3 separate regions of the Homo sapiens genome follow, and all the other regions are linked to region 1. Evidence: read pairs that join two places in POLR2A ChIA-PET (ENCODE). Cell type or tissue: GM12878. All regions are shown on one strand. Links, peaks and the distances in the headings refer to the core of each region. The heading gives the core; the rest is flanking DNA. Region 1 overlaps C2orf42 (chromosome 2 open reading frame 42). Region 2 has its middle 15 kb from the start of ARHGAP25. Region 3 holds the start of LOC124906022 (a long non-coding RNA gene).

Region 1 (10,279 bases), core at 3,675-7,674:
CAGCCTCCCAAGTAGCTGGGACTACAGGCGCATGCCACCATGCCCGGCTAATTTTTTGTATTTTTAGTAGAGATGGAGTTTCACCATGTTAGCCAGGATGGTCTCAATTTCCTGACCTGGTGATCCACCTGCCTCATCCTCCCAAAGGGCTGGGATTACAGGTGTGAGCCACTGTGCCTGGCCGCAAGGTTCTTTAAGAGGTTGGTTAAGTACTTTCAAGTATTTTACCTGCCTTGAGGTCATATTCAGAGAGAAAGACAGATGCTTGCTGGGTAAGCAGTGTCCTAACTTGTAGTCCCTCAGCATTCATGGTGCTGACCATCGGGTGAGAGAGCATGTCATTAGTTTGCTTAGACATGAATGCAAATAGCAAGAACCTGGGGATAGCGAGCAAAAGGGAATCAAGTGGAGGCAGCCACCTCGGCCTCATTGTTCTCATCCCATCTTACTTCGCATACCCTTTAAGGGGGAAAGTCTGTGCTGTGTTGGTCTTTTTAAAATTTGCGGATTTGAAATGTTATACTTGGTGGATGACAAGGGTCTACTGTGTTGGTTTGTTTTTTCATTGTCTTTTTTCTTTTTTTTCAGTGGAGTCTCACCCTGTTGCCCAAGCTAGAGTGCAGTGGCATGATCTCGGCTCACTGCAACCTCTGCCTCCTGGGTTCAAGCGATTCTCCTGCCTCAGCTTCCTGAGTAGCTGGAATTACAGGCACACACCACCATGCCCAGCTAATTTTTTTTTTTTTTTTTTTTTTTAGTAGAGATGGGTTTTCACCATGTTGGCCAAGCTGGTCTCGAACTCCTGACCTCAGGTAATCCACCCACCTCGGCCTCCCAAAGTGCTGGGATTACAGGTGTGAGTCACCACGCCTGGCCTCTCTTTTCTTTTCTTTTTTTTTCCTTTTTGAGGGAGGGTCTCACTCTGTTGCCCAGGCTGGAGTGCAGTGGCGTGATCATGGCTTACTGCAGCCTCAACCTCCTCGACTCAGTTGATCCTCCCACCTCAGCCTCCCAAGTAGCTGGGACAGCAGGTGCATACCACCACGCCTGGCTAATTTAAAAAAAAATTTTGGCCAGGCACGGTGGCTCACGCCTGTAATCCCAGCACTTTGGGTGGCCGAGGTGGGTGGATCACGAGGTCAGGAGTTTGAGACCAGCCTGGCCAACATGGTGAAACCCCATCTCTACTAAAAATACAAAAATTAGCCAGGCGTGGTGGTGCACGCCTGTAGTCACAGCTACTCAGGAGGCTGAGGCAGGAGGATTGCTTGAACCCGGGAGGCAGAGGTTGCAGTGAGCCGAGATCATGCCATTGCACTCCAGCCTGGGCAACAGAGTGAGACTCCATCTCAAAAAAAAAATTTTTTTTTATAGACACTGGGTCTTTCTTTGTTGCCCAGGCTACACTGTGTTTTTTATGTTTGCAAGGGATCAACAGTAGGACTAGTGACAGTTCTTGGCCCAGAAAGGTCAATCAAAGCCTTCTTTTTGCCTCTGTATAAAGAAATCTCAGTGGTATTTTTAGTTATTACCGTCCCTTGATTCCTTTTCTTTCACCTCTCCCTGTACATCAGAAAGTCCACTGAGTTTCTTTAAATGAGTTGTTTCTTCTTGTTTCCCATAGGCAAACCAGAACCATTGGTGTTCCACATTCCTCAGTCATTTTTTGATGCCCTGCAACAAAGAATATCTATAGGAAGTGCAAAAAAACGGCTCCCCAACTCCACCACAGGTACAGGATTTCCCTTTGGTATAGTGATGGATGTCTCGAACATAGAGAATTATGTTTGGAAAAAATCTGTGTGGAATATTCACCGTGAGTATTCAGAGTTAGGACTTCTACTCACATGTCTGGAGCACAAAGCCTTCAATGATCAGCATATCAATTATCTACATCAACTGATTTGTCACCAAAACCTTTTATATATTTGCCTCTAGAATTTCTTTTTAAAAGTGCTGAGAATCTATAAGGAAATAATAGTACTGTATTAGAAACTAGGTAACAAATACAACAAAAGAAAATGTTATTTTTTGGTAATCTAATTTTGTCCTTTTTTCACGTTGAAGCTTTTGTTCGGAAAGATGCCTTGCCACTGGGAACCTTTTCCAAGTATACTTGGCATATCACTAATATCCTGCAAGTTAAACAAATCTTAGATACCCCAGAGGTGAGAGTTTATTTCTATAACAGTGGGAGGGTTGTGAAGGGAAGAGAGGGAGGCAAGTACAGGGACTATATTTGCACTGGTTCCTTGAGTTACAGACACCAGAGTTTCTTTTTTTCATGCTAAGAGATATTCAGAAATATCCCTGGCTTTATAGTTCTGACTCCAATTTTAATGTGTGTTCCCTATGGCTTGAAAAAAGTATCTTAAATTGGAATATACTTTTCCTTTGCCTTTGGGATTAAAAAAACATAATTTTTCTTATAAATTAAATAATGATCCCCTAATACTTATGATGAGTCCTAGATTTGACTGGCAGGCAGCTAGAAAGTATATAAATAATTTGAGATGATATAATATTTGTGAAGTCAGTGGCACCAGCACAGTTAAACCCTCCTCCCCAAACTACAGCTTTGTTCTCATTAGAGAAATGACCCTTTTTATTTTATTTTATTTTATTTTTGGGATGGAGTCTTGCTCTGTCACCCAGGCTGGAGTGCAGTGGCGCAATCTTGGCTCACTGCAACCTCTGCCTCCCGGGTTCAAGCAATTCCCTTGCCTCAGCCCCCCGGCTAGCTGGGATTACAGGCACGTGCCACCATACCCGGCTAATTTTTGTATTTTTAGTAGAGACAGGGTTTGACCATGTAGGCCAGGCTAGTCTCAAATTCCTGACCTCATGATCCTCCCAAACTGCTGGGATTACAAGGCATGAGCCACTGTGCCTGCCCGAGAAATGACCCTTTAAAAAAAATTTTTTTTTGGTCTTTTTTTTTTGAATTTTGGTTTTTTTGGGACAGAGTCTTACTCTGTTGCCTAGTCTGGAGTACAGTGGTGCAGTCACGGCTCACTCTACCTCCACCTCTTGGGATCAAGTGATCCTCCCACCTCAGCCTCCTGAGTAGCTTGGACTACAGGCATATGCCACCATGCCCAGCTAATTTTTGTAGAGATGGGGTTTCCCCATGTTGCCCAGGCTGGTCTCAAATTCCTGGACTCGAGCAATCTGTCTGCCGCAGTCTCCCAAAGTGCTGGGATTACAGGCATGAGCCACCAGGCCCACCCTATTAATTAAAAAAAAAAAAAAATTTAAGATAGGGTCTTGCTATGTTGCCCAGGCTGGTCTCAAATTCCTGGGTTCAAGCAGTCCTCCCATCTTGGCCTCCCAAAGTACTGTGATTACAGGTGTAATCTGCCTCTTCCAGCCACACTAGACATTTTATGTTTTTATTTTTATTTTTTGGAGACAGAGTCTCTTGCTCTGTTGCCCAGGCTGCAGTGCAGTGGCACGATCTCGGCTCACTGTAACCTCCACCTCCCAGGTTCAAGCAGTTCTCATGCCTCAACCTCCTGAGTAGCTGGGACTATAGGCACGCACCATCATGCCTGGCTAATTTTTGTATTTTTAGTAGAGACAGGGTTTTGCCATGTTGGCCAGGCTGGTCTCAAGCTCCTGATCTCAAGTGATCCGCCCACCTTGGCTTCCCAAAGTGCATGGATTACAGGCGTGAGCCCCTGTGCCTGTCTTACACATTTTAAAATGTTTTTCGGGCTGGGTGCGGTGGCTCACGCCTGTAATCACAGCACTTTGGGAGGCCGAGGCGGGTGGATCACGAGGTCAGGAGATCGAGACCATCCTGGCTAACACAGTGAAACCCCGTCTCTACTAAAAATACAAAAAAATTAGCCGGGCATGGTGGCAGGCTCCTGTAGTCCCAGCTACTCGGGAGGCTGAGTCAGGAGAATGGTGTGAACCCGGGAGGCGGAGCTTGCAGTGAGCCGAGATCGCACCACTGCACTCCAGCCTGGGCGACAGAGCAAGACGCTGTCTCAAAAAATATATATGTATGTATGTTTTTCAAGTAGATCCTGAAAATCTGAGATGGAGTTTTTTTTCCTACAGTAATAGAATTATGTAGAAAATTCAGGCCGCGCACGGTGGCTCACACCTGTAATCTCAGCACTTTGGGAGGCTAAGGCAGGTGGATCACCTGAGGTCAGGAGTTTGAGACCAGCCTGGCCAACATGGTGAAACCCCGTCACAACTAAAAATACAAAAATTATCCAGGCATGGTGGCAGGCACCTGTAATCCCAGCTACTTGGGAGGCTGAGGCAGGAGAATCGCTTGAACCCGGGAGGCGGAGGTTGCAGTGAGCTGAGGTTGCGCCATTGCACTCCAGCCTGGGGGACAAGATCGAGACTTCGTCTCCAAAAAAGTAGAAAATTCAGCATAATGTGATTTGATACATTAAGAGTAGCTTAATTGCAAGGCATTCTTCTGTTCAGGAAAAAAAAATAAGTTGTTTGATAGCTACAGAATTTACATGTGAGCCAGGCATGGTGGCTATAATACCAGCGATTTAGGAGGCTGAGATGAAGGATTGCTTGAGGCCAGGAGTTCAAGACCAGCCTAGGCAACACAGCGAGGCCCCTACTATTTTTTTTTTGTTTGAGACAGAGTCTCACTCTGTTGTCTAGGCTGGAATGCAGGGCACAATCTTGGCTCACTGCAGCCTCTGCCTCCCAGGTTCAAGCAATTCTCCCACCTCAGCCTCCCGAGTAGCTGGGATTACAAGCGCACCATCCTGCCCAGCTAATTTGTATTTTTAGTAGAGACAGGCTTTCACCATGTTGACCAGGCTGGTCCCAAGCTCCTGACCTCAGGTGATCCACCCTCCTTGGCTTCCCAAAGTGCTGGGATTACAGGCGTGAGCCAGTGCGCCAGGCCAGCAAAGGCCCCTACTCTTAAAAAAATAAAAAGAAAGAAAGAAAGAAAGCAAAAGAGGCTGGCGAGGTGGCTCATGCCTGTAATCCCAGCACTTTGGGAGGCCAAGGTGGGCAGATCACCTGAGGTCAGGGGTTTGAGACCAGCTTCGCCAACATGGTGAAAACCCGTCTCTACTAGAATACAAAAATTAGCCGGGCGTGGTGGCTTGCTCCTGTAATCCCAGCTACTCGGGAGGCTGAGGCAGGAGAATCACTTGAACCTGGGAGGCGGAGGTTGCAGTGAACTGAGATCGTGCCACTGCATTCTAGCCTGGGTGACAGAGCTAGACTCCATCTCCAAAAAAAAAGAAAAAAAGAAAAAGTGAGGCCTGGTGGTGTGTGCCTATAGTCCCAACCACTAAGAAAGCTGAAGCAAGAGGATCACTTGAGCCTGGGAGTTGGAGGCTACAGTGAGCCATGATTGTGCCACTGTACTCCAGCAGGGGCAACCAAGTGAGACCTTGACTCTTTTTTTTTTTTTTTTTTTGACACGGACTTTCACTCTTGTGGCCCAGTCTGGAGTGCAATCATGTGATCTTGGCTCACCTCAACCTCCACCTCCCAGGTTCAAGCGATTCTCCTGCCTCAGCCTTCTGAGTAGCTGGGATTACAGGCGTCTGCCACCACGCCTGGCTAATTTTGTATTTTTAGTAGAGATGAGGTTTCTCCATGTTGGTCAGGCTGGTCTCAAACTCCCGACCTCAGGTGATCCGCCTACCTCAGCCTCCCAAAGTTCTGGGATTACAGGCGTGAGCCACCACTCCTAGCGACCTTGCCTCTTAAAAAAAGTAAATACATGTGAACCCTAGAAAAGGGCTGTGTTGGCATTAAAAACACTTGAGGAACTCCTTTAAATGCACATGGCACAGAGGCAGTTTTTAGCCTGGAATGGATGACATTTAGGGAGACACTGAAGCAACTCAGGGTGCAGGCATGTGGGAGAATAGAGCTAACCATCATGGAGCTTCTCACTGTCAGGCATTACTTACCTCCGTCACCTCATTTGACCTCCCAGCCATGCCCTGGCATTAACTGCATTTTGCCCGTGAGAAAACAGGCTCTGAGAAGTTTGTAATTTGCTCTGGGTCACCACAGCATCCAGTTCCAGTTCTGCTTGGCTCAGTCCCAAGGACAGTATGAAGCATACAGGATGTGAGGTGAGCTGCAGGTGCTATGAACAAAGGAATTTAAGAGAAGAATGCTGCTAGCAGAGCAGTAGGGGAAGGAATGAAACTGATTTTAGAGCAGGTCTGTGCCAGCAGCAGTCATGTACCCATGAAGATGTTAGAGGCTCAATTGGTATATAGTTTGGCTGGGGTGGAAATTTAAGATTTTAGAGAAAAAAGGAAAGCCATGAATGATGTAAGGGAGAAAAGGCAGATTTGTTGACAGGATTTTCTTGAAAAACAGGGAAGTTGTAATTCATTTGAATATACTTAACAAGAAAGAAGGAATAATAAAAGATTTGTCGTCATCCAGGTATTGGTCTGTTTTGAAAGTTTTCTCTCTCACCTTTTTTTGGTATTGTCTTGGTGTCCAGATGCCCTTGGAAATCACCCGTAGCTTTATCCAGAACCGAGATGGGACTTATGAGCTATTTAAATGCCCTAAAGTGGAAGTAGAAAGCATAGCAGAAACCTACGGTCGTATAGAAAAACAACCAGTGCTGCGACCCTTGGAACTAAAAACTTTTCTCAAAGTTGGTAAGTGAACTTCAAAACTGCATCTTCCTTTGAGTGTCAGCTGGTGAACAGTACAGTACACTGTCCAAAGCTTTGGATCTTGACCTTAAACAAAGAAGACACATTCATTCACCTTGTAAAGGCAATCGTGGGATAAGGTATTTTGTTTCAATTGAACCAGTGTTTTCAAAAATAAAATTACAGGCCAGGTGCTGTGGCTCACACCTATAATCCCAGCACTTTGGGAGGCCAAGACAGGTGGATTGCTTGACGTTAGGAGTTTTGAGACCAGCCTGGCCAACATGGTGAAACCCAGTCTCTACTATAAAAATACAAAACTTAGCCAGGCATAGTGGCGCATGCCTGTAGTCCCAGCTACTCGAGAGGCTGAGGCACAAGAATCGCTTGAACCCAGGAGGCAGAGGTTACAGTGAGCCGAGATCTCACCACTGCACTCCAGCCTGGGCGGCAGAGTGAGACTCAGCCTCAAAAAAAGAAAAAAAAAAAAAAAAGACTTGCTGAATGAATAAATGCATGCCAGCCATAGTTTTAACTAATTTAGCTTTGTGATCTATCTGGTGGCCTCCCTTTGTTTCTTCAGTTTTGTATTTATTCTTCCAGAAGAAATTTAGAATTTATAATTATTCTGTCAAATTCTTGTGAATATTATTTTTTTGCTGCTCTTGTGAATGAAATATCTATCCTGATTCTAACTTGTTATTTCCAGTTATGGAAATCTCTTAGTTTTAATATACTTAATATTAAATTGGTACCCTTGATGAAGTCCCAGTAGTGATAATAGTAAATGAAAGCTGGGCACAGTGGCTTATGCCTGTAATCCCAGAGCTTTGGGGGCTGAGGCAGCAGGATCGCTTCAGGCCATGAATTCAAGACCAGCCTGGGCAATATAGCAAGACCCCCACTTTACTAAAAGAAGAAAAATTAAAATCTCTTCTAAGTCTGTTTTAGACTGTACTTGAATTTCATCTGCTTTATGGTGTTTTCCAAATCAGGTAACTGGCTTTTTTCAGTTCTAAATTTTTTTTTTTTTTTTGGAGAGGGAGTCTCGCTCTGTCACCAGGCTGGATAGAGTGCAGTGGCATGATCTTGGCTCACCACAACCTCTGCCTCCCGGATTCAAGCGATTCCCCTGCCTCAGCCTCCCGAGTAGCTGGGATTACAGGCGCCCACCGTCACACCCAGCTAATTTTTTGTATTTTAGTAGAGACGGGGTTTCACCATGTTGCCCAGGCTGGTCTCGAACTCCTGAGCTCAGGCAATCTGCCCACCTCGGCCCCCCAAAGTGCTAGGACTACAGGTGTGAGCCACCAGGCCGGGCCCTAAATTTGCTTTAAATTATTTCCTTCTTTTGTCTACAATAATTTCTCTTTTAAAATTTTCCTAATATTTTCTTGGAACTGTTTTATTTTTGTAGCTTTTAAAAGGAATACTCCGCCGAGGGCCGGGCACGGTGGCTCACGCCTGTAATCCCAGCACTTTGGGAGGCTGAGACAGGCGGATCACAAGGTCAGGAGATCGAGACCATCCTGGCTAACATGGTGAAACCCCATCTCTACTAAAATACAAAAAATTAGCTGGGCGCGGTGGCGGGAGGCTGAGGCAGGAGAATGGTGTGAACCCAGGATGCAGAGCTTGCAGTGAGCCGAGATCGCGCCACTGCACTCCATGCACTCCAGCCTGGGCAACAGAGCAAGACTCCGTCTCAAAAAAAAAAAAAAAAAAAAGGAATACTCGGCCGAGCGCGGTGGCTCATGCCTGTAATCCCAGCACTTTGGGAGGCCTAGGCAAGTGGATTACTTGAGGCCAGGAGTTCCAACCAGCCTGGCCAACATGGTGAAACCCCATCTCTACTAAAAATACAAAAATTAGCCAGGCGTGGCCGGGCGTGGTGACTCATGCCTATAATTCCAGCACTTTGGGAGGCTGAGGCGGGCAGATCACGAGGTCAGGAGATCAAGGCCATCCTGGCCAACATGGTGAAACCCCATCTCTACTAAAATGCAAAACATTAGCTGGGTGTGGTGGTGTGTGCCTGTAGTCACAGCTACTCGGGAGGCTGAGGTAGGGGAATTGCTTGAACCCAGGAGGTGGAGGTTGCAGTGAGCCGAGATCGTGCCATTGCACTTCAGCCTGGGCGAGAGGGCCAGACTCTGTCTCAAAAACAAACAAACAAACAAATAAATAAATAAATAAATAAATAATAAAAGGAATATGCAATTTTTTAAATTAATGTTTGATAACATTTAAAGTTATTATCTGAATCATCTATAATTATAATTTAGTTTCTCCCTGTCCTCAGTACCTTGTATTTAAAATTTCAAATTAGTTGAGGCTTTTAATCTTCATATTCTTAGTTTCCAATTTCTAGTTTTATTATTTTGAGGTCAGAAGATGTATCTTTAATTTCTTTCTTTTTTTTTTTTTTTGAGACCGAGTCTCACTCTGTCGCTCAGGCTGGAGTGCAGCAGTGCGATCCTGGCTCACTACACCCTCCATCTCCCAGGTTTAAGCAATTCTCCTGCCTCAGCCTCCTGAGTAGCTGGGATTACAGGCGCATGCCAGCATGCCCAGCTAATTTTTGTATATTTAGTGAGACAGGGTTTACCATGTTAACCAGGCTGATGTCGAACTCTGGACGTCTGGTGATCCGCCCACCTCGGCCTCCCAAAGTGCTGGGATTATAGACGTGAGCCACCAAGCCCGGCCTTAATTTCTTTCTTTTTAGGAATTTTAAAATGTTTTTTCACTAACAATATATGATATGAATTTGTGCTAGCATAGATGTTATTTATCCAATATAAACTCGTATATAGTTTTTGTTTGTTTTTCAGATACAGTCTTGCTCTGTCACCCAGGCGGGAGTGCAGTGGCACGATCTCGGCTCACTGCAACCTCCGCCTCCCGGGTTCAAGTGATTCTCCTGCCTCAGCCTCCTGAGTAGCTCAGATTACAGGCGTATGCCACCACACCCTGCTAATTTTTGTATTTTTAGTAGATATGGGGTTTCGCCATGTTGGCCAGGCTGGTCTCGAATTTCTAACCTCAGATGATCCGCCCACCTTGGCCTCCCAAAGTTCTGGGATTACAGGCGTGAGCCACCGCGCCCAGCTATATATAGCTTTTTCATTTTATTTTGGTGGTTTTTTGTTTGTTTGTTTGTTTGTTTGTTTTGAGACGGGAGTCTCGCTGTCGCCCAGGCTGGAGTGCAGTGGTGCGATCTCGGCTCACTGCAGGCTCCGCCCCCTGGGGTTCACGCCATTCTCTTGCCTCAGCCTCCTGAGTAGCTGGGACTACAGAGGCCCGCCACCTCGCCCGGCTAATTTTTTGTATTTTTAGTAGAGACGGGGTTTCACCATGTTAGCCAGGATGGTCTCGATCTCCTGACCTCGTGATCCATCCACCTCGGCCGCCCAAAGTGCTGGGATTACAGGCGTGAGCCACCGCACCCGGCCTTATTTTGGTGTTTAAGTCCTCTTTGTTATCTCTTTGACCTGCCAAAGACTAGAAGAGTCATTTTACCATTTGCTTCTAAAATTATGTTTCCCTGAATGACTTCTTATATTTCTAAAAGCCTTTAATTATTTTAAATGCAGTGTTGTTGGTACATCAGAGTTATTGCCAGATGTTGTTAACGTAAATTGTAT
Region 2 (10,279 bases), core at 2,014-6,013, 1.4 Mb after region 1:
GAGACTCTGTTTCAATAATTATTATTATTATTATAATAAAATAATAAAAGATCGCTGTGGCCTCGCATTGAGAACAGACTGAAAGGTGGTAGGGCAAGGGTAAAAGCGGAGACCTTAGAGCTGACTGCAATGGTCTAGGTGAGTGAGACAGCAGGTCTGCACCAGCGTGGCCTGCTCAGCTCACTGCGCATGATTGTGCAGGTGATGCAGGGAGCAAGGCACCAGCCTCATGGATAGGTGGGGCTGGAGTCTAGTCAGGGCACTGAGCATCAGCCCAGAGTCTAACTGTGGGGCTTCAGCCATCCAAGGAAGGAGTATCGTTCTCTACTCAAAGGCTCTGCCACCCATTCAGTCATGGGGGTGATGTTTTTCTAAATTGTAGAAAAGCAACACAATATAGACCAGCAAAGGCTCTGCTGGTAGCCAGAAGGTGATGAGAAGTGGCCAATACTTCATATATATCCTGGATCAATCTTATCTGCTCTCCCAACGGGTTGGATGACAGGCGTGACAGAATGAGAGAAGTCAAGGGAAAAATGACAAGGTCGAGCACGGCCTGAGAAAATGGAAAGGAGAAGGTCCCGTTTGCTGAGATGGGAAAGACAGGGAAGGAGCAGGCTGGACAGAGGCTGGAGATAGGCCTGCATTAGGCCAAAGATGCCCAGTAAACATCTCCAAATGGAGATCCTACTGCCACCCAGTAGGCAGCTGGGTCTGAGTCTGGTGTTTAGGGCAGAGGTCCATTGGAGCATAGTTAAATAATGTCAAAGGCTTCTTTCCTCAACCTTAAATATTTTTTGTCACTCAGAGTGGCTCAGGAAGAACATCAGCAAATACAATTGGTAATGGTCTGAGGGTCAGCAGGTGGCTATAGTCCCATCCTCTTAGCATCCCACAGAGGTCATGCACTGTGGAGCTTCCCCAGTGAGGCAGCTGTCTGCTGTTGCAGAGGGGCTAGTATGAGAGAGGTTTTGCTCAGGATAAATAAACATTATAGATTTAGGTGTCAGGTAGTCTAAGCTTAGAGACCAGATGTTTAGAGAGTTGGGGGAAAATGTCAGCTCCTTAACACCTGGAGAGTTCAGGGCCAGTCCAGTGTGAAGTGCAGAGAGTTTGGGGCCCAGTCCAGGAGAGACTGAGGCTTTCTCCCTGGAAGAAAGAAGCCACTCTTCCAGGCTGTCCAGAGAGCTCCAGAGGTCACTCATCTGACGGTCCTTCTCAGCTGCATGGTTCTGCTCTCTGGCCCCAGTGGCTCATCAATGGAGGCCATTGTCCTGTCATACTCAGACCTCAAAGAAGAGAGAGATTTGACAAAAATTAGCTGGGCGTGGTGGCACACCTGTAGTCCCAGCTACTCAGGTAGCCGAGGTGGGAGAATCACTTGAGCCCGAAGGTCCAGGCTGCAGTGAGCTGAGATGGTGCCACTGCACCCCAGCAAGGCAACCGAGTGAGAGCCTGCCCCACCGAGAGAGAAAGAGAGAGAGAGAGAGATTTACTCCCACATCACCCATTTCCCAGTATCAGATGTGTCTACACCTGAACAATTAGGGTCTCTCCTCCTCCTTCCAAAATGAAATAAACCACCCTGAAGGGCCTGGTTGACCCCTTCTGCAGGCCTAGTCAGGCATCATTCATTCCACGTTGGTATACTCTGCTAGAGAAAACACCAGGGCCATCACTTCCACAGGCTGGGACTAGGGATAGAAGAGTTAGCAGGTGCTCACAGTCCCCATCCTCTCAGCTAGCAGTGTGGGACTGTGCCGCACAGAAAAGACAGCTTCTGAGAAAAGCATTTGGAATGAAGAAGCCCAAGAAGCCTCTGGATGCAGGAGCCATAATATTATACAACAGACCATAGAGGCCTGCAGGACTCAGCACAGTCATGAAACAGCCACCAAGGACTGGGAAGCCCAACAGGGAATCTATGTGACACAGAGATGGACTGCTTACCAGCTAAGCGGCATGTGGTTTGAGTGAGCTGGGCTGCATCCCACCAGGATGTGGCATGGCCCACAACTAGAAGGCTAACTTTATAGGCTCCCTGCCCCCGATTAGGGAACTTCACTTTCTTGAAAACATTCTCAAGGCATGAAGTTGTCTGTCTCTTCCAAGGGAATGATCACAGACTACTATGATCATGGATAACTCCCTTTGTCATGTGCTGGATTCCCTGACAATCCCACAGCAAGAACTTCATTTATGACCACTGCCTCCCATGACCACACCCAGCATCGTGGAATTTGCTGGATATTCTACACTCCTATGAACCATTACCGGTGCATCTAAATGAGCACTGGAATGGCCGGTTCAAGAAGCAAAACAGAGGCGCTGTCACCCTTGCTTCATAAAAAAAGAGAGCAGAGAGGTGATGGGAGCCCTCTGCTGGAGCACAGGCCCACGTGTTTCCAGCTGAACTCCAGACCTAGCGCACCTCTCCCGTTTGGAGAGTGGGGAGCCTATGTGGCTGTTGACCTTGGCCTGAGGGTGTCTGCACCAAGTGACACTCGTATTTGCCTCAAGCACTTTGCATGGTGCTTTGCAAAGCTGTCCTTGAGGGCTCATGTGCCCAGCTTGATGGGGAAAAATTGGGAGGTTCAGGAGCCTGAGCTAGGGTGAGACATGGGCCCTCGAGCCAGAGTGGGTTCAAATCCTACCTCTTCAGCTCACTGCCTGGGTGACCCTGGGCATGTTGCTTAACCTCTTTAAGCTTTACTTCTTATATATAAAAAGCACTCAATATAGTGTCTGGAATGTAGCAAATTCTTTTTTTTTTTTTTTCAGACAGGGTCTCGCTCTGTCATCCAAGCTGGAGTGCAGTGGTGCAATCTCTGCTTACTGCAGCCTCCGCCTCCCTGGTTCAAGCGATTCTCCTGCCTCAGCCTCCCGAATAGCTGGGATTACAGGTATGTGCCACCATGCCTGGCTGATTTTTGCATTTTTAGTAGAGTCAGGGTTTTAACATGTTGGCCAGGCTGGTCTTGAACCCCTGACCTCAAGTGATTCACCTGCCTTGGCCTCCCAAAGTGCTGGGATTACAGATGTGAGCCACCACGCCTGGCTGCAAATTCTTAATAAAGAGAAGAAAATAATTTCCAGTGTTGAAATTAGGAGTTCTGAAGAGCCCTTAGAGCTTGTGGCTTATTAAGAAAATAAGCTGAATAACTAGTAAGTTAAAGTGTGCTGAGAGACCTTCCTTTCCTTGTTTAAAAGGCCTATCAGGCTGCAAGGCCAACTTGAGCCAGCTGGGGAGGGTCACTCAAAAGAGTGAGAAAGGACGCTGTCTGTCCACAAAGCACTGCATGCTGAGGTGCTGAGGGTGGTGACCAATTCTGGACCACAAACCTTTGGTGTGGTTTAAGGAGCCGCTCCTTGCCTGCCCCATGGCCCAGCAAGTGTGCGAACAATGACACACCCAGTTTGATCAGCTTGGACACACTGGGTGAGAGGAAGTGGTGTCGTGGGAAGGAGTAGGTAGGAAAGGAGAGAGTTATAATCTCGACACCTAGAGAAGAGCAAGGGATCCAAGTTATGGAAAGGCAAATTTGTAATCCTCTGTCGACCTTAGGTTTCTGTGAGAGGAAATCCAATACAACAGCTGGAGAACTGTATTTTTAAGACAAACCTGGACTGCTCCACCACCCAGCTTCTACTCTCCTGAAATCACGAGATGCTCAGCAGGGTGCTGCCAGAACAGGAAATAACTAGAGCAGCTGATTTCACTGCTGATATGAAAGTCATGGTTCACCTTGAGTGATTACACGTAGAACACCAGACCTCCTGGGGAGAGGAGGAGCTGGTGGGAACCTGTAACTTTAATGTAAACTGAGTCCACACACTGGCAAAGATAACACTTTGACTTTCATTGCCATTTCAAATCCAATTCCTTCTCATGACTGTCATCATGACTTTGTATGTAAATAGGGCAGAGATTAAGTCATCCCTTTTCACAGAAAAGAGGTGTGGAATGGAGGAGTAATTTGCTTACAGGTCAGGTCAGAAATCCATACTTTATCCATGAGTTGTTGCAAACCTAATGCTCAGAAATATACAATACGATCATTACAATGAAGTATAAAATTCAAAATAAAACAAGGAATTAATTTTTGATTGCTAGTTCTGATGAGTTTGGACCAATTTCATAAAAGGCGTCACCAACCTTTATCTCTTATGCAAAAAAGCTTTGTTCAGAAAATTTGAGGTAGCCAGTGCAATTAAAACTTGTGTACATTTTTATTTGAAACATAACTATTTCCAATGTTAATCAAGTTGGCATTAGTTGAAGTTGCCCCCAAGAAGTTTCATGTGTAGCTCCAGGGACATAAGGAGGGAAAAAGCAATGAGGATATTATGCCACAGTAAGGCTTTGGAGTCTGGGGGTGCTTTGAGTGTTTCTGCGTTCAGCCACATCTGTGAGTACAGATGGATTTCAGTCCACAAAGCACTGCATGGTGACATGCTGAGGGTGGTGACCAGTTCTGGACCAAAAACCTCTGGTGTGGTTTAAGGAGCCCCTCCTTGCCTGCCCAGTGGCCCAGTACGTGTGCAAACAATGGCACATGCAGTTTGATCAGCTTAGACTCCCCAGGTGAAAGGAAGTTGTGTTGTGGTAAGGGGTAGGTAGGAGAGGGGGGAGTTATAATCCTGACACCAGATAAAAATCGATTTCAGTTTTGAAAGATAATTTTGGTCAAGCAGAGGAATCTACTGGGATCACCTTCAAATGCCCCAAAACATCTAGCGTAGAGAAAGTCTATTAGAAAATAGCCTACAAATTTTAAAACTACATAGATTTTTGCCCACCTTACTGTAGGACTTTGGGAATCAGGAAGGTGAAGAAAAGGCAAAAAACAGACTGCAGCCATTATGCATCCAGAACTTGTCCTTTTGGATGATACCAACAACAAAGTGATTATGGCTACATAATGGCTACATAATTAAGAAGAAGTTAATCTCTGTACAGAGTAAAGTTTCCAGAGCAAGTATAGGAGCTTTTTTTTTTCTTTTTTCTTTTCTTTTCTTTTCTTTTTTTTTTTTTTTTTGACTGAAATGTTTCTATGTCTGCAATTCCTGTTTTTTCCCAGTTTCATCCCATGGCTCCACTAAACCCTTAAGGCACAGTTTATCAAGGAAGCCCATTAGAGTGGCATCTCTCAAGCCACTTCCTGCCAAGGGACAGCATTTCTGTCTAACTCCTGTAATTTTGAAGATGGAGACCTTCCCTGACTGGGTGTGTGATTTCTAGAAAAGAACCCTGATCAGTCAGCTGATAGTGCACAGGAAGTTGCTCTGGCTTTTTACCGAAACCATCAATTTGGTCTTCATGTAACATTAAAGATTCCTTTTCAAAAGGAAATCTTTAAGCATGGACTTTAGATCAGTGAACGCGACAGGTCACTGGACAAACCTGGACATAGGCGTACCTTATTCTGAGTTTGGGAATAAAACAGGTGATTATGATGGTGGCATGAGTCAGGTACCAAGAGAAGGTCAGAGGCTGGGACCCATGGGGGTCTGGGTACCAACCCCTGCTCTGTCATTACTGGGATTTCTGAACCCCAGACTTCTCATCTACATGGATAGGGTGATAATATCTACTGTGGGGTATTCTTATAAGAAGTAGGTTTCATGTATATGTAAAGTGCCTGGGTCATAGCAGGCACTTGTTAAACAGTAGTGTTAATAATCATTAAGTTACCTTAAAATGGTATCTGACAGCAAAGTTGTGGTAGGCTGAATAACAGCCCCCGAGGATATCCACATCCTAATCCCTAGAACATGAGAATGTGTTCCTTTACATGTATATAGAAAAAAAAAAGTTATTTTTTTCCTCTACATTTTCAACACTTTGCATCTGGTCACCAAAATGTGGGCGTTGTTCTTATTTGTTTGTTTGTTTTGTGGGGTTTTTTTTCTTTTTTTTTTTTTTTGCCATGTCGACCAATTCCCTGATACCAGCTGGGTGTCCTACAATTCAATTCGGTTCTGACACTATCTACCTGGAGTTAGCATCAGGTGCCACAGACGAAGGGCGCAGTCTTTCAAAACTGCCCCCACTTCAGACACCAGTCAAAAGTCCAGGGTTCTCACTTGTGCTTCTAACAGACTGGCCATAAACTGGGGCTCCCATGACCCTCTCCTTGGGGTTGATAATTTGCTAGAATAGTTTAAAAAACTCAGGGAGACACTTATTGTGTTTGCCATTTTCTTTTATAATAAAGGACATAAAGAGGTATATAGGATGAGGTCTGGAAGGGCTCTGAGTGCAGGAGCTTCTATTCCTGTGGAGCTGGGGTGCACCACACTTCTGGTACATGGATGTGTTTACCAACCCCAGAGCTCTCCAAAACCCATACTTGAGGGAAATTTTTTTTTCTTGGAGGCTTCATCATGTAGGCTTGATCTATTACTAACTCAATCTCTAGCTCTTCTGCCCTCCCCAGAGAATGAAGGTTGGGAATTAAAAGTGCTAAGCTTCTAATCATGGCCTTGTCTTTCTGATGACAAGCCCCTATCCTAAAGCTATCCAAGGCCTCATCAAGAGTTGTTTCATTTGAATAAAAGACACTCTTATCACCCAGAAAATACCAAGAAATTTAAGAGCTCTGTGTCAGGAACTGGACTCAAAGACCAAATGTTAGAACAAATGATGCTGCTAGTACCCGTACCACTTAGGGAATTAGAAAAGTTTAGGAGCTCTATGTCAGGAACCAGGGTCAGAGACAAATATCTCTATCTATGTATCTATCTAGGTATCTATGTACCTATCTATCTGTCTAGGTATCTATCTATTTATCTATCTATACATACACACACACACACACACACTTATATATTTCTTATTATTTCACAATATGGTAAAAGTACTTTGCAGATGCGATTAAGTCAAGGATATTGAGATGGGGATGCCATGCTGGATTATCCAAGTGTGCCCTTATAAGAAGGAGGTAAGAAGAGATTTGACTGTAGAAGTAGAAAGTGTGAGTACAAAACAAAGTTCAGAAAGATGGAAGAAAGGGGCCATCAGGCAATGCTGGAAGCCTCTAGAAGCTGGGAAAGGTGAGAAAATGATTCTCCCCTTAGATCCTCCAGAAAAAGAAAATGTGATGTGATGCTGCTGGTCTCTGGATCAGACTTTGAGTAGCCAGGCTCTAGAGGTCTACTTTGAGGGGACACATTTGATTGGCAAAGAAGATACTTTTTTTTTTTTTTAACAAATCTGCCCTTAACTAAGTTCCCAATTCTCTGTAACCCTTTATAACACTCTTTGATGAGTGCATAGTAGCTGCTGAGTGTTCACAGCTGGTAGTACACCATTTACTTCTACTCCCACCAAGTGAATTATCTGTTGCCCAGCTAATGCATTCCAAGATGATATAAACCGTACTTACTATTCTAATTATATGATAAAGTGGGTTACTTAAACCAATGAAATATGAGTGCAAAAGAAAAAACAGAGCTCTTTTTATGAATATTAAGTTAATGGCTTTGGAAAGGAAGAATAAATTTATATTGGCAAAAATATGTCAATTCACATGTGGGTAAGTGGAAGGGGGACTCATAAAAACCCCTACACTTGGAACACCTTAAAATATGTCTTAGTTTTCACTCCCACTTTAAAGAAACCAGAACTTTTCTGCCATTGCTTTATGGATAGTGTTTATACAAAGAAAAGCCATAGGAATATGCATCTGCTTTTTAAGTTGGAATGTGAAAGGCCGAGTGACTGCTGTCACTCAATAGCGGTGATGATAGGTTTGCTCACAGCTCAGACCTTTGGCTTCACATATGCAAGACTGCAGTTTTTACCTAACACCCTTGTCAAGCCTCAACTCCACAAACCTGTCAGAGGCTGTGATTAAGTTATCGTCTTTTGCAGAGGAAGTGTCTAAAGCTTAAAAAGAAAAGATTGAATTGACTCAGTTCTAGAGCCAGTAAAAGCCTCAACATCCTGACCCTGGGCCAGATCACAATGCTTCTCCCATACTGTGCCTTTTAACATAGAGGTCCCTGATTCACACAGCAATGAACCTAAGGTTTGATGTATTCAGTCATGTGCCACATAAAGACATTTCTGTTGATGACAGATCCCATATACAGTAGTGGTTTCATAAGATAATAATATTGTATTTTACTGTACCTTTTCTATGTTTAGATATGTTTAGATGCACAAATACTTACCACTGTGTTACAATTGCCTACAGTACAGTAACACGCTATACAGATTTGTAGTCTAGGAGCAATAGCCCGTACCATATGGCCTAGGTGTGTACCACCTAGTTTTGTGTAAGTATATTCTATGACATTTGCACAATGAAATCACCTGAAATCACCTAACAACCTATTTCTCAGAACATATCTTCATTGTTAAATGATGTGTGACTGTATTTAACTAAAACAGAAACATTAAGGAATACACATAAAACAAATACTGCGAAAAATATTGAATGTCACATTCTGACATTTAAAGAGAGATAGAATCTACATGAATCGTTCAACCAGGATCAAAGAGTAAAGAGAACGACCAGCTGTGGCAAAACCATGTCACAATGAAGGAAGTTTGGTTCAGAAAACTTATACAGTAGAATAAGGACGCCTATCTGAGATGACCCTAAGATCCCACGGTGGTTTCTCACCAGTGTAAGTGCTACCTCAAGATAACATCATGTGGTTGAAGGTTTGAATAAAACGATGTATATACATTCTCAATCTGCTTGTGCTGGACAACTGAAATTTCAGTTTCACAAACTTATGAAGGCAAAGGGACCCATGTTCTTCATCTTCTTAGAGAGAAAGATGTCCACCCAAGCTTCAGGGAAGGATAGATATAATCTAGGGCAAACTCAGGAGCTCTGAGAGCCCCTCCCCATCAAGTTGACTCACCACAGTGTCCCCATCTACCTTGAATGGTCTGCATTTTGGAAGAAGCCACAAAATGAAGAGTTAAGAATCATTTCCATAGCATTAGCGTATGTTCCAAGAGGGTTACATGGATGTCCCAGAGGGAATCTTGCTGGGCAGCTCTCCTCCTCCACTATTTCATCTTTCTTTCTTCTTTTGAAAAGGGAGAATGATAACCAAGTCTCAGTAAAAGCAAACAATGAAACAATCTGGGCCTTCCCATTCAAGTTGGCAAGCCAAACACTCCTTTATCTCTCTGCTTTCCCCAAATAGATGGCAGTAAGGAAGATAGGAAGAATGGCGGGCACAGGAAAGGATGGGCAGGCCAAGGATTTTCATTAACTTCTGGAAGCCTGTCAGTGGATGGAATTACACTCAGGAAGTAACATTAGCAGAGGGAACAACAGCTCAGAACATGGCCCAGAGAAGGATGAAAGAGGGCAGGGCGCCAGAAGGGCCCCGGACTCAGAAATGGCAGGTGTGAAAACGACTGAAAATACCTATGGAATAAAGAGTGAAGTAGATTCATTTCTCCTCCCAACCGCCCTCACCTGTTCATGTAATAGTGGCTTTTATGGCCCAGCCTACCCAGAGAGCTGTTCTTGGCAGCCACTTATCTATGTCTGGGAGGAGATACAGTTCCAGAATGGAACTGTGTTCGGGTGCCTCACTGCTAAACCAAACTCAACATGTTCTTAACTTTAAAAAATAATACATATCATACAAGAAGTCCACAGTAGGATGGCTCCCAGATGGTTACTCTTGGGGCTCTGGCATTCATTCCTCAGGCATCCAGGTTCTTCCCTCGGTTCACCTCCTCCACTCAGTGTGTCCACAAGATGGCAGTAGCAGCCCCATGCCTCTCACCTACACGGGAAAGCACCCGGTGCAATGCCTCTTACTCTTCCCAAGCATCTTTTTCAAGAGCACGACCGCCTCCCGGAAGCCCCTAAACAAGCCTCCCATTGCACTGCATTAGCCAGAGCAGGGTCACGTGCCCACCCCAAACCAATCACTGGAAGAAGAAATGAGTTTTGTCTCTTTGTTGTTGTTGGTGGTGGTGTTTGGTTGTTTGATTGGCTGTCTTAGAACGGGGCTTCTCAAACTTGAGCAGGCATCAGAATGGCCTGGAGAATTTGTTAAAATAGCACATGGGTTGCTGGGCGCCACCTCCAAAGGTTCTGATTCCATAAGTCTGGGGTAGGGCCCAAGAATTTGCATTTCTACCAACTTTTCAGGCAGTGCTGAGGATTCCAGTTCGAGAACCACTGGATTTGAGGAAGCAACCAACAGTGAAAAGTCCCATCCTCCCCAGGCACTTTAGGAGTGGTTCTAGCCTGACTTCCTGCTCACAAGGTTCAAGTTAAGCCTTCCAGCGCAC
Region 3 (10,279 bases), core at 3,980-7,979, 66 kb after region 1:
TTACAGGCGTGAGCCACCGCGCCCGGCTGGAAAATAGTTATTTTTAATAAAAAATATCAACTTATGTTAGCATTTAATGGGTTTATTATAGTTATTTGTAAAATAATTAATATGTAAACATTTAAAATGTTTATATGCTTTATTTTGTGAGATGGTTAACCACATAACAAAAATGCTTTTTAGGAATCTCAATTTTTTTTTTTTGCAACAGGGTCTCACTCTGTTGCCCAGGCTGGAGTGCAGTGGTGCGATCATGGCTCACTGCGGCCTCATGGGCTCAAGTTATCCTCCCACCTCAGCCTCCCGAGTGGCTGTGACCACAGGCACTAGGCACTATACCTGGCTAACTTTCGTATTTTTTGTAGAGAAGAGGCTTTGCCATGTTGCCCAGGCCAGGATTGTCTATGAGCTTCCGGGCTCAAGTGATCCTTCCTCCATGACCTCCCAAAGTGCTGGGATTATAGGCGTGAGCCACCACATCGGCCAAACTGAGTAATTTTTAAGAGTGTAAAGGGATAAGATCAAAAAGTTTGAGAACTGCTGTTCTATAGCAAAGTGATAATGTGCATGAAAAGCCTTGGAAATGGAGCTGCCCTTAAATCAAGGCTTTCCTCTTTTGAATAATTTGATTTTGTTCTTTTGTTTTTGAGATGGAGTCTCGCTCTGTCCCCCAGGCTGATGTGCAATGGTGCGATCTCGGCTCACTGCAACCTCTGCCTTCCGGGTTCAAGCGATTCTCCCACCTCAGCCTCCCCGATAGCTGGGACTACAGGCACCCGCCACCGCGCCCAGCTACTCTTCTGTATTTTTAGGAGAGACGGGGTTTCACCATGTTGGCCAGGCTGGTCTGGAACTTCTGACCTCAAGTGATCCGCCCGTCTCGGCCTCCCAAAATGCTGGGATTACTTACAGGCGTGAGCCACCGCGCCCGGCCTCCGTTGTCTGTTCTGGAGTTCCAGACCAGCCTGGCCAACATGAAGAAACCTCATTTCTCCTAAAAATACAAAAATTACCTGAGCGCTGTGGCGGGTGCCTGTAGCCCCAGCTACCGGAGAGGCTGAGGCATAAGAATCACTTGAACTGAGCTGATATCGTGCCACTGCACTCCAGCCTGGGCGACAGAGCGAAACTCTGTCTCAAAAAAAAAAAAAAAGAAAAGAAAAAGAAAGAAAGACAGCAAAATGTACAAACAAATATGCATTAAATAGGAGAGAGGTTAAAAAAATAACATATGGCTAAAAAAAAAACGCACAAAATTGTAGTATTTATTGTAGTGAAAATGTTCACAATTTATTAAGGTAAAAAATAGGAAAAAAATATAAAATAATGAAAGAATAGTCTTTTCAACAAACAATGTTGGAACAACTGGATATCCATATGCAACAGAACAAATCTGGAATCTTACACCATATACAAAAATTAACATAAAATGAGTCAAAGACCTAAATCCGAGGTCATGAAGATTTATATTTTTGTTTTCTTCTAAGATTTTTATAGTTCTAGTTCTTACACTATAAAACTCATAGAAGAAAACATGAGTATAAATCTTCGTGACCTTAGATTAGGGAATGGTTTCTTACATATGACAATAAAAGCACAAGCAACCACAACCAAAAAAACAGAAAGAAAAAATTGGTCTTCATCAAAATTAAAAACTTTTGTGCTTCAAAGGACATTATTAAGAAAGTTATGACAACTCACAGAACGGGAGAAAATATTTACAAATTATATATCTAATAAGGTTCTAGTATATAGAATATATATAGAACTCTTACAACGCAATAATAAAAAGACAACTTAATTTTTTAAATGGGCAAAGGATTTTATTTTATTTTGTTGTTTTGAGATGGATTCTCGCTCTGTCACCCAGGCTGGAATTGTGATAGCGTGATCTCGGCTCACTGAAACCTCCACTTCCCGGGTTCAAGCAATTCTCCTGCCTCAGCCTCCCGAGTAGCTGGGACCACAGGCGCACACCATGGCACCTGGCTAAATTTTTTTAATTTTTAATTTTTTAATTTTTAATAGAGATGGGTTTTCACTATGTTGCCCAGGTTGGGGAGGATTTTAATAAATGTTTCTCCAAAGAAGATATATAAACAGCCAATAAGCAAATGGAAAGATACTCAATTAGGGAAATGCAGGTCAAAACCACAATGAGGTGTCACTTTACACCCACTAGGATGGCTACAGTAAAAAAAAGAAAAAAAAAAAAGTGGCCAGGTGCAGTGGCTCAAGCTTGTAATCCCAGCACTTTGGGAGACTAAGGCAGGCAGGCAGATAGTTTGAGACCAGCCTGGGCAATGTGGCAAAACCTTATCTTTACTAAAAATACAAAAAATTAGCCAGGTGTGGTGCCGCGTGCCTGTAGTCTCAGCTACTTGGGAGGCTGAGGTGGGAGGATCACCTGAGCTCGGGAAGTTGAGGCTGCAGTGAGCAGAGGTCGCACCACTGCACTCCAGCCTGAGCAACAGGAGTGAGACCCTATCCCAAAAAAAGAAAAAAAAGTGTTGGCAAGAATGTAGAAATATTAGAACCCTCATATACTGCTGGTGGGAATGTAAAATGATAGAGCCACTGTGAAAAAAATTTGGCAGTCCTCAAAAAGTTAAACATAGAGTTACCACATAACCCAGTAATTCCACTGATAGGTATATACTCCAAAGAAATGAAAACATATGTCCATACAAAACTTGTACACAAATGTTCAATGTTCACCATAGCATTATTCATAATAGTCAGGAAGTGGAAACAATACAAATGTCCAGCAACTAATGAATGGCTAAATAAAATGTCATATGGTCATGTGATACCATATATTGTATGACCATATCACACTTGAATATGAATATATTCAACCATTAAAAGAAAAGAAGGCTGGGTGCGGTGGCTCACGCCTGTAATCCCAGCACTTTGGGAGGCCGAGGCGGGCGGATCACGAGGTCAGGAGATCGAGACGATCCTGGTTAACACGGTGAAACCCCATCTCTACTAAAAAAATAAATAAATACAAAACATTAGGCCAGCCATGGTGGCTGGCACCTGTAGTCCCAGCTACTCAGGAGGCTGAGGCAGGAGAATGGTGTGAACCTGGGAGGCAGAGGTTGCAGTGAGCTGAGATCGTGCCACTGCACTCCAGCCTTGGTGACAGAGCGAGACTCCGTCTCAAAAAAAAAAAAGAAGAAAATAGGTACTGATACATGCTACAACATGGACAAACCTTGAAAACTTATATTAAATGAAAGCAGTCAGATGCAAAAGGCCACATATTATATAATTCTATTTATATGAAATGTGCAGAATAAACAAATCCATAGAGCCAGAAAGTAGATTAGTGCTTGCCAGGGACTCGGGGGTGGGGACTGGAGGTGAGGGAGGATGGAAATGACTGGTAATAGGTGCAAAGGTTACTTTTTGGGGTGATGAAAATGACTGGCATGAGAGAGTGATGATGATTACACAATCTTGTGAATATACTAAAAACCATTAAATTGTACACTTTAAAATGGTGAATTTGGCTGGGCGCAGTGGCTCACGCCTGTAACCCCAGCACTTTGGGAGGTCGAGGTGGGCAGATCACTTGAGGTCAGGAGTTTGAGACCAGCCTGACCAACATGGTGAAACCCTATCTCTTCTAAAAATACAAAAATTAGCCAGGCGGTGTGGTGGGCACCTGTAATCCCAGCTACTCAGGAGGCTGAGGCAGGAGAATCACCTGAACCCAGGAGATGGAGATTGGAGTGAGCCGAGATGGCACCACTACACTCCAGCCTGGGTGATGGAGCGAGACTCTGTCTTAAAAAAAAAGGGGGATATTTATATACACACACACACACTTTCTCTCTCTCTCTATACATATATGCGCATATATATATATATATATACTGCATCTCTATATATTGAAAAGTATTATATTTATATATGCATACAACAAAGAATAGAGGATGTTAATAGCAATAAGGATTTTTATATGTGTTAGATATTCATGTATGCTCTATAAAGACATATATTGCTTTCTTTTTTTTTTTTTTTTTTTTGAGACAGGGTCTCTGTCACCCAGGCTGGAGTGCAGTGACATGGTCACGGATCACTACAGCCTGGACCTCCGGGACTCAGGTGATCCTCCCACCTCAGCCTTCCAAGTAGCTGGGACCATAGGTGTGCACTACCAAGACCAGCTATTTTTTTTTTTTTTTTTTTGTATTTTTTGTAGAGACAGCGTTTTGCCATGTTGCCCAGGCTAGTCTCAAACTCATGGGCTCAAGCAATCTTCCCGAGCCTTGGCTTCCCAAAGTGCTGGAATTACAGGCATGAACCACCATTTCTGGCCTTTAAATTTTTATTTATTTATTTATTTATTTATGTATTTATTTATTTATTTATTTATTGAGGCGGAGTCTCGCTTCATCGCCCAGGCTGGAGTGCCGTGGCGCGATGCAAGCTCCGCCTCCCGGGTTCAGGCCATTCTCCTGCCTCAGCCTCCGGAGTAGCTGGGACTACAGGCGCCCGTCCCCACCCCCGGCTAATTTTTTGTACTTTTTTTTTTTTTTTTTTGAGACGGAGTCTCGCTCTGTAGCCCAGGCTGGAGTGCAGTGCCGCAATCTTGGCTCACTGCAAGCTCCGCCTCACGGGTTCACGCCATTCTCCTGCCTCAGCCTCCCGAGTAGCTGGGACTACAGGCACCAGCCACCACGCCCGGCTAATTTTTTGTATTTTTAGTAGAGACAGGGTTTCACCGTATTAGCCAGGATGGTCTTGATTTCCTGACCACGTGATCCGCCAGCCTCGGCCTCCCAAAGTGCTGAGATTACAGGCATGAGCCACCATGCCTGGTCCCTATTTTTTTTAATATAATAGAGATGAGGTCTCACTATGTTGCCCAGACTGGTCTCGAACTCGTGGCCTCAACTGATCATCTCGCCTTGGCCTCCCAAAGTGCTGGGATTACAGGCATAAACCACCGTTCCTGGCCTTTACATTTTTATTTTTTTTAAACATAATAGAGACAAGGTTTCACTATGTTGCCCAGACTGGTCTCGAACTCCTGGCCTCAACTGATCCTCCTGCCTTGGCCTTCCAAAGTGTTGGGAGTATAGGTGTGAGCCACCGTGCCAGGCTTCATGTATGTTTTCTTGACTGAAAAATTGGGCAGGCTGGGCACGCCGGCTTACACCTGTAATCCTAGCACTTTGGGAGGCTGAGGCAGGTGGATCGCTTGGAGGAGTTCGAGACCACCCTGGGCAACACGGTAAAACCCTGTCTCTACTAAAAATACAAAAAAATAGCCAGTGTGGTGCCTTATGACTGTAGTCCCAACTACTTGGGAGGCTGAGGTGGGAGGATTGCTTAAACCTAGGAGGCGGAGGTTACAGTGAGCCTAGATCACACCACTGCACTCCAGCCTGGGCGATACGGTGACACCCTGCCTCAAAATAAATAAATAAATAAATAAAATTATAAATAAATAAATAAATAAATAAAATAAAAAATAAAAAAATAAAAAAGAACAATTGAGCAATAAAAGTCATTACAGACAAGATGAAAAATGTGCAGACCGTCCATTTAGAGTCACCTTACTGTGACTGAACTGCTCAGGGAATAACCAGTTTGGCATCTTGCACCATTCGAGTGGCTAGCTGACATGATATGAGTTTGCTGACGCTGAAGGACGGTGGTCTCAGCTCCCTACCAAGGCTCACTCAGCCCAGTGGCAGATGTTTGGAGGCACAATCCACCCCTGGGAGGAGAAGGAGGGCAGCACAGTTACTATCTCCCTACTTCAGTGGACACAAGGTATAGGGGAAAATCAGGGCAGCCAAGCCCTCTCCCAAAGCCCTTGCTTTGAGGGCAGGAGGGCAGGGGAAAGGAGGGGCGAGGGCTTGGGCCTGCTTTTAGGGATTAACTTCTCCTCGTGTGTAACCTTCTCTGGAGTGTCTGTCTTCTTCCCCTCTACTGTCCTTACATCTTCCCCTCAAAGTCTAAAGTGATAGCCTATAATCCCAGCTACTTGGGAGGCTGAAGCAGGAGGATTGGTTGAGCCCAGGAGTTTGAGGCTGCAGTGGGCTGTGATCATACCATTGTCCTCCAGCCCAGGCCACAGAGTGAATGACCCCGTCTTAAAAATAAATAAATAAAATAAATAAGTAAGAAAAAGTCTAAAGCGACAGGCACAATAATAGATCAGGGATGTTCCGAGCAAATCTCACTGCAGTTCTTCCTTTCTACTTCCTCCTCAATCAAGTGCCTATGAATAGTTACCCAAAATGCCAAGCTGGGGCTTGTTGCTGCCAGTTTTTTGTCAACTTCCGCTTTTCTCTGTTAGAGTATTTACAGAAGGCCTGTGTGTCAGAAGTCAGCCCTGTGGCAGGAGGCAGAAGCTGGGATGGGTGCCCACAAAGGAAGCCTTATTTTCCAAGGCAGCCAGAGAATCATGGGTCTGAACTTATCCCGTCTTCTCAGATGGAGGACTAAGACCCAGAAAGAGGGAGGAATTTGTCCAAGCTCTCCCAGTGAGCTGATGCCAGAGCCAGGACTAGAACTCAGGTCTCCCAATTCTCAGCACAGTGTGATTTTCCTTGCAGAATGTTGATGCTCAAAGAACAGGAACCCCAGAACCCCAGGGAGGTAAGGAAGAAGAGCACAGCCAGGATCAGAAGAGTGAAGAAACAATGATGTCCCACAGGCAAGGATGCCCACACAGAATGACTTTGGGGGGACTGCCAGTTATTTTGTATGGAAGGCTGAAGGTAGTGGCAGGAGACTTGTTAGGCCTTGCACTGGTGAGGCTGGTGGGGAACAGATGTTCAAGGGCCTGGAAAACTGTGCTGAACAGTTTGGGTTTTCTTTCATAGACCATGGGGGTGAGGTGGGACTTGAAGGCCTTTGATCGGGGGACACATGTGTTTAGATCTGAATTTTAGGAAGGCCCCTCAGGTGGCCAGGCTAGGTGAGGTGAGCAGAGGACTTGGTAGTGGAAGGCTTCTCTTGCTGTGACTGCCTATTTGTATGTCTGACTGGGCGCTGTCTCACTGGCAGGAGGTGGCAGGCCCAGGGATGCTGGACAGTATGTGGTTCACCACTTGGGGTAGCCAAGAGTAGCAAGGGGTGAGGTGGGTTCAACTCACAAACCTGAAGCTCTTGGTAAATACTGCTTACTTTTCAGGTCACAGGGAGTAAGTAGCTGCTCTAGGGGTGAACCCAAGAGTGGTGATTCACTGTCCAAACTACTGGCTGGAGGAGAGCTCGTGGTGGTCATGTACGTGTGTGCATGTGTGTGTGTCTATATTTGAGTGGGGCAAGGGAGGGGATTGGGGACCGGGGGAGACCAGCCTTCTAAACACATGATACAAATACTATGGCTATGACACAACAGGTGTTTGTCAACCTGTTCCAGCTCTTCCCAACTATGGCAGTGGCTATGGCCTAACAGCTGGAGGCAGGAACAGGGCAGTGACAAGAATCAGCAACTGCATAGGGGCCTCATCAATTTCCAGTCCTCCATCCAGAAGAGGACAGGACATGCTCAAGCTGCCCCAAAGAGAAAGGACAAAGGAGAGGAATTCTGAGATGCAAGTCCCTATGGAAGAGGGGACAGAGTTAAATTCCAGCAGTCCAACAGACTATGGCTAGAGCCATAGTCTTCTCTTACCTGTATCTTTAACGTTCAGCTTACTATTGGTTCCTTATTATCTCCTGTTAGTGAGGTTCCTTTCAAAAACAATAAAACAAAACAATATTTTCCCGCTCAACTGCTCAACTTTTTGACTTAATTTTTTTTTTTTTTTTTTGAGACGGAGTCTCGCTCTTTTGCCCAGGCCGGACTGCAGTGGCGCTATCTCGGCTCACTGCAAGCTCCGCCTCCCGGGTTCACGCCCTTCTCCTGCCTCAGCCTCCCAAGTAGCTGGGACTACAGGGGCCCGCCACAGCGCCCAGCTAATTTTTTGTATTTTTAGTAGAGACGGGGTCTCACCGTGTTAGCCAGGATGGTCTACGATCTCCTGACCTCATGATCCGCCTGCCTCCGCCTTCCAAAGTGCTGGGATTACAGGCGTGAGCCACAGCGCCCGGCCAACTTTTTGACTTATTTCTTTTCCTCCTTTGCACCATCAAGTATTTGAGCAGTGGACACCCTTGCCTCCATTTCCTCACCCACTATGCCCTCCTCTCCTCCTGCAAACTGGTTTCCCCGCATCACTCTTCTGAAATTCTGCTCCCCAAACATACTCATTCCAGTGAAATTGTCTTCCCCAGAATTCCTTTGGTGTCTGAAAGGACTGGGGAGAAAGGATAAAAAAACTATTAAGATTGGCTGGGCGTGGTGGTTCACGTCTGTAATCCCAGCACTTTGGGAGGCCGAGACAGGTGGATCACCTGAGGTCAGAAGTTTGAGACCAGCCTGGCCAACGTGGTGAAACCCCATCTCTACTAAAAATACAAAAAATTAGCCAGGCGTGGTGGTGCGCACCTGTAATCACAGCTACTCAAGAGGCTGAGGCAGGAGAATCGCTTGAACCCAGGAGGCAGAGGTTGCAGTGAGCTATCATGCCACTGCACTACAGGCTGGGAGACAGAGCGAGACTCAGTCTCAACAACAACAACAACAACAACAACAACAACAACAACAACAACAACAAAAACTATTAAGATTTAGATTTTGGCCAGGGGCGGTGGCTCACATGTGTAATTCCAGCACTTTGGGAGGCTAAGAAGGGCGGATTGCTTGAGCCCAGGAGTTTGAGACCAGCCTGGGCAAATAGTGAGGCCCTGTTTCTACAAAAAAATACAAAAATTAGCCGGGCGTGTTGGCACATGCCTGTAGTCCCAGCTACCCAGGAGGCTGAGGTGGGAGGATCAGCTGAGTCGGGGAGGTTGAGGTTGCAGTGAGCCGTGACTGTGCCACTGCACTCCAACATGGATGACAGAGTTAGACCTTGTCTCAAAATAAATTAAATAATTTAGGCCGGGTGTGGTGGCTCACACCTCTAATCCCAGCACTTTGGGAGGCCAAGGTGGGTTGATCACCTGAGGTTGGGAGTTCAAGACCAGCCTGGCCAACATGGTGAAACCGTGTCTCTACTAAAAATACAAAAATTAGCTGGGTGTAATGGTGGGCACCTGTAATCTCAGCTACTTGGGAGGCTGAGGCAGGAGAATTGTTCGAAGCCAGGAGGCAGAGGTTGCAGTGAGCCAAGACTATGCCATTGCACTCCAGTCTGGGCAATAGAGACTTTGTCTCAAAAATAAATAAGTAAATAAATAGTTTAGATTTCAATTAAAAAAATTGTCTTTGATTCAGATTTCATTTGTTTTTAAACTGGTAATATTTAACTTTTGTGTTTATAATGTATATAATATTTAGGATTCTGCTTATATATAGCTTATAAACAAGCATAAGGATTAGCATACATATATAATTTATAAATAAACAAGTTATAAAGACATATGCTAAAGACTTGCTATGGAAGGCCTATACTTTAAGAAAATGTTTGGAGACCACCGATTTTCAGTATGACGCTCAAAGCCTTTGTTACGGCATTCAATGCTGGTGATAATTTAGCCTTAAGTAATTTTACGGCTTCCTTCACCTCCTCTTCCTCCCTTTACCACAGATCATACTCTTAACTATAATCAGCTACTAGACATCTTCCAAGCGCACCACAACAGCACGATGTAGTTCAGAGTACTTTGCCCACAGTAGCTGCTCAATCAAATCTGTTAAATAACCTCCTTACAGCATTATTGTCACTCCGTCAGCCCTGGACTGTTCCTCCTTGACTTCTCTCAAGGGCACTCTCCTGATTTCTCTCCTGCTGCTTCAACTATTCCTTCTGTCCTCACTGGCTGCCTCTTCCATATACACTTTACAAATATTTACTGAGTCCCTGCTATGTGTCAGGTATGGTGACAGGTACTAGGGTACCCAGTGAATAAGAAAACTAGGTCCTTCAACCCAACGAAATACCCCAAAACTCCATCTCTAGTCCCTTCCCCTCATTTACCTCTGTTCCTATGCAGCTTTGACTTCACCTCAGTCTTATTTCTAGCTACTTGTTGACTATTTCTGTCTGCATATACTTCTATCACCGTGCCTGAATTCATTGCTCCCCCTTTTTACATCTTCCTCTGGCCTCCACACCCAGTTTCAATATCTCTGCCATTGCCTAGTTCCTTTCCTTGCATTCCTATTGATACCACTTGCCAGCCTATATTAGAACCTGCTTCTTCCTTGAGGTAGTTTGCCAACTGCTATTCTTGCTTTTCATCTTTCCAAGTAGCAATT

Evidence for each region. Peaks named below come from ENCODE experiments on the same cell type or tissue, not always from the same donor. Only the 100,000 strongest peaks of a DNase experiment are listed, where the experiment ranks them.
Region 2: POLR2A ChIA-PET joins it to region 1 with 5 read pairs; 1 of 35 experiments calls an interaction of 5 or more read pairs at or near these places.
Region 3: POLR2A ChIA-PET joins it to region 1 with 6 read pairs; 12 of 35 experiments call an interaction of 5 or more read pairs at or near these places.

What each region holds. Positions count from the first base shown.
Region 1 is chr2:70,156,981-70,167,259 of GRCh38, reverse strand. C2orf42 (chromosome 2 open reading frame 42) reads left to right here. Exons shown (of 10, transcript NM_017880.3): 7 at 1,625-1,732; 8 at 2,068-2,168; 9 at 6,473-6,635. Among named protein-coding and RNA genes, the nearest start is that of C2orf42, 29 kb to the left of the region's middle. RefSeq lists an enhancer at 6,171-6,220. In GM12878, for the core only: no CTCF peak of the experiment used is centred there; DNase peaks (open chromatin) are centred at 5,336 and 6,039; H3K4me3 peaks cover 815 bases; H3K27ac peaks cover 2,950 bases.
Region 2 is chr2:68,715,077-68,725,355 of GRCh38, reverse strand. It overlaps a transcript of ARHGAP25 not described here. Among named protein-coding and RNA genes, the nearest start is that of ARHGAP25, 15 kb to the left of the region's middle. RefSeq lists enhancers at 9,777-9,856, 10,125-10,279. In GM12878, for the core only: no CTCF peak of the experiment used is centred there; a DNase peak (open chromatin) is centred at 3,697; H3K27ac peaks cover 220 bases.
Region 3 is chr2:70,091,362-70,101,640 of GRCh38, reverse strand. LOC124906022 (a long non-coding RNA gene) reads left to right here and starts at 6,321. Exons shown (of 2, transcript XR_007086868.1): 1 at 6,321-7,255; 2 at 7,394-7,748. RefSeq lists enhancers at 5,909-6,018, 6,189-6,428. In GM12878, for the core only: no CTCF peak of the experiment used is centred there; a DNase peak (open chromatin) is centred at 6,295; H3K4me3 peaks cover 481 bases; H3K27ac peaks cover 1,933 bases.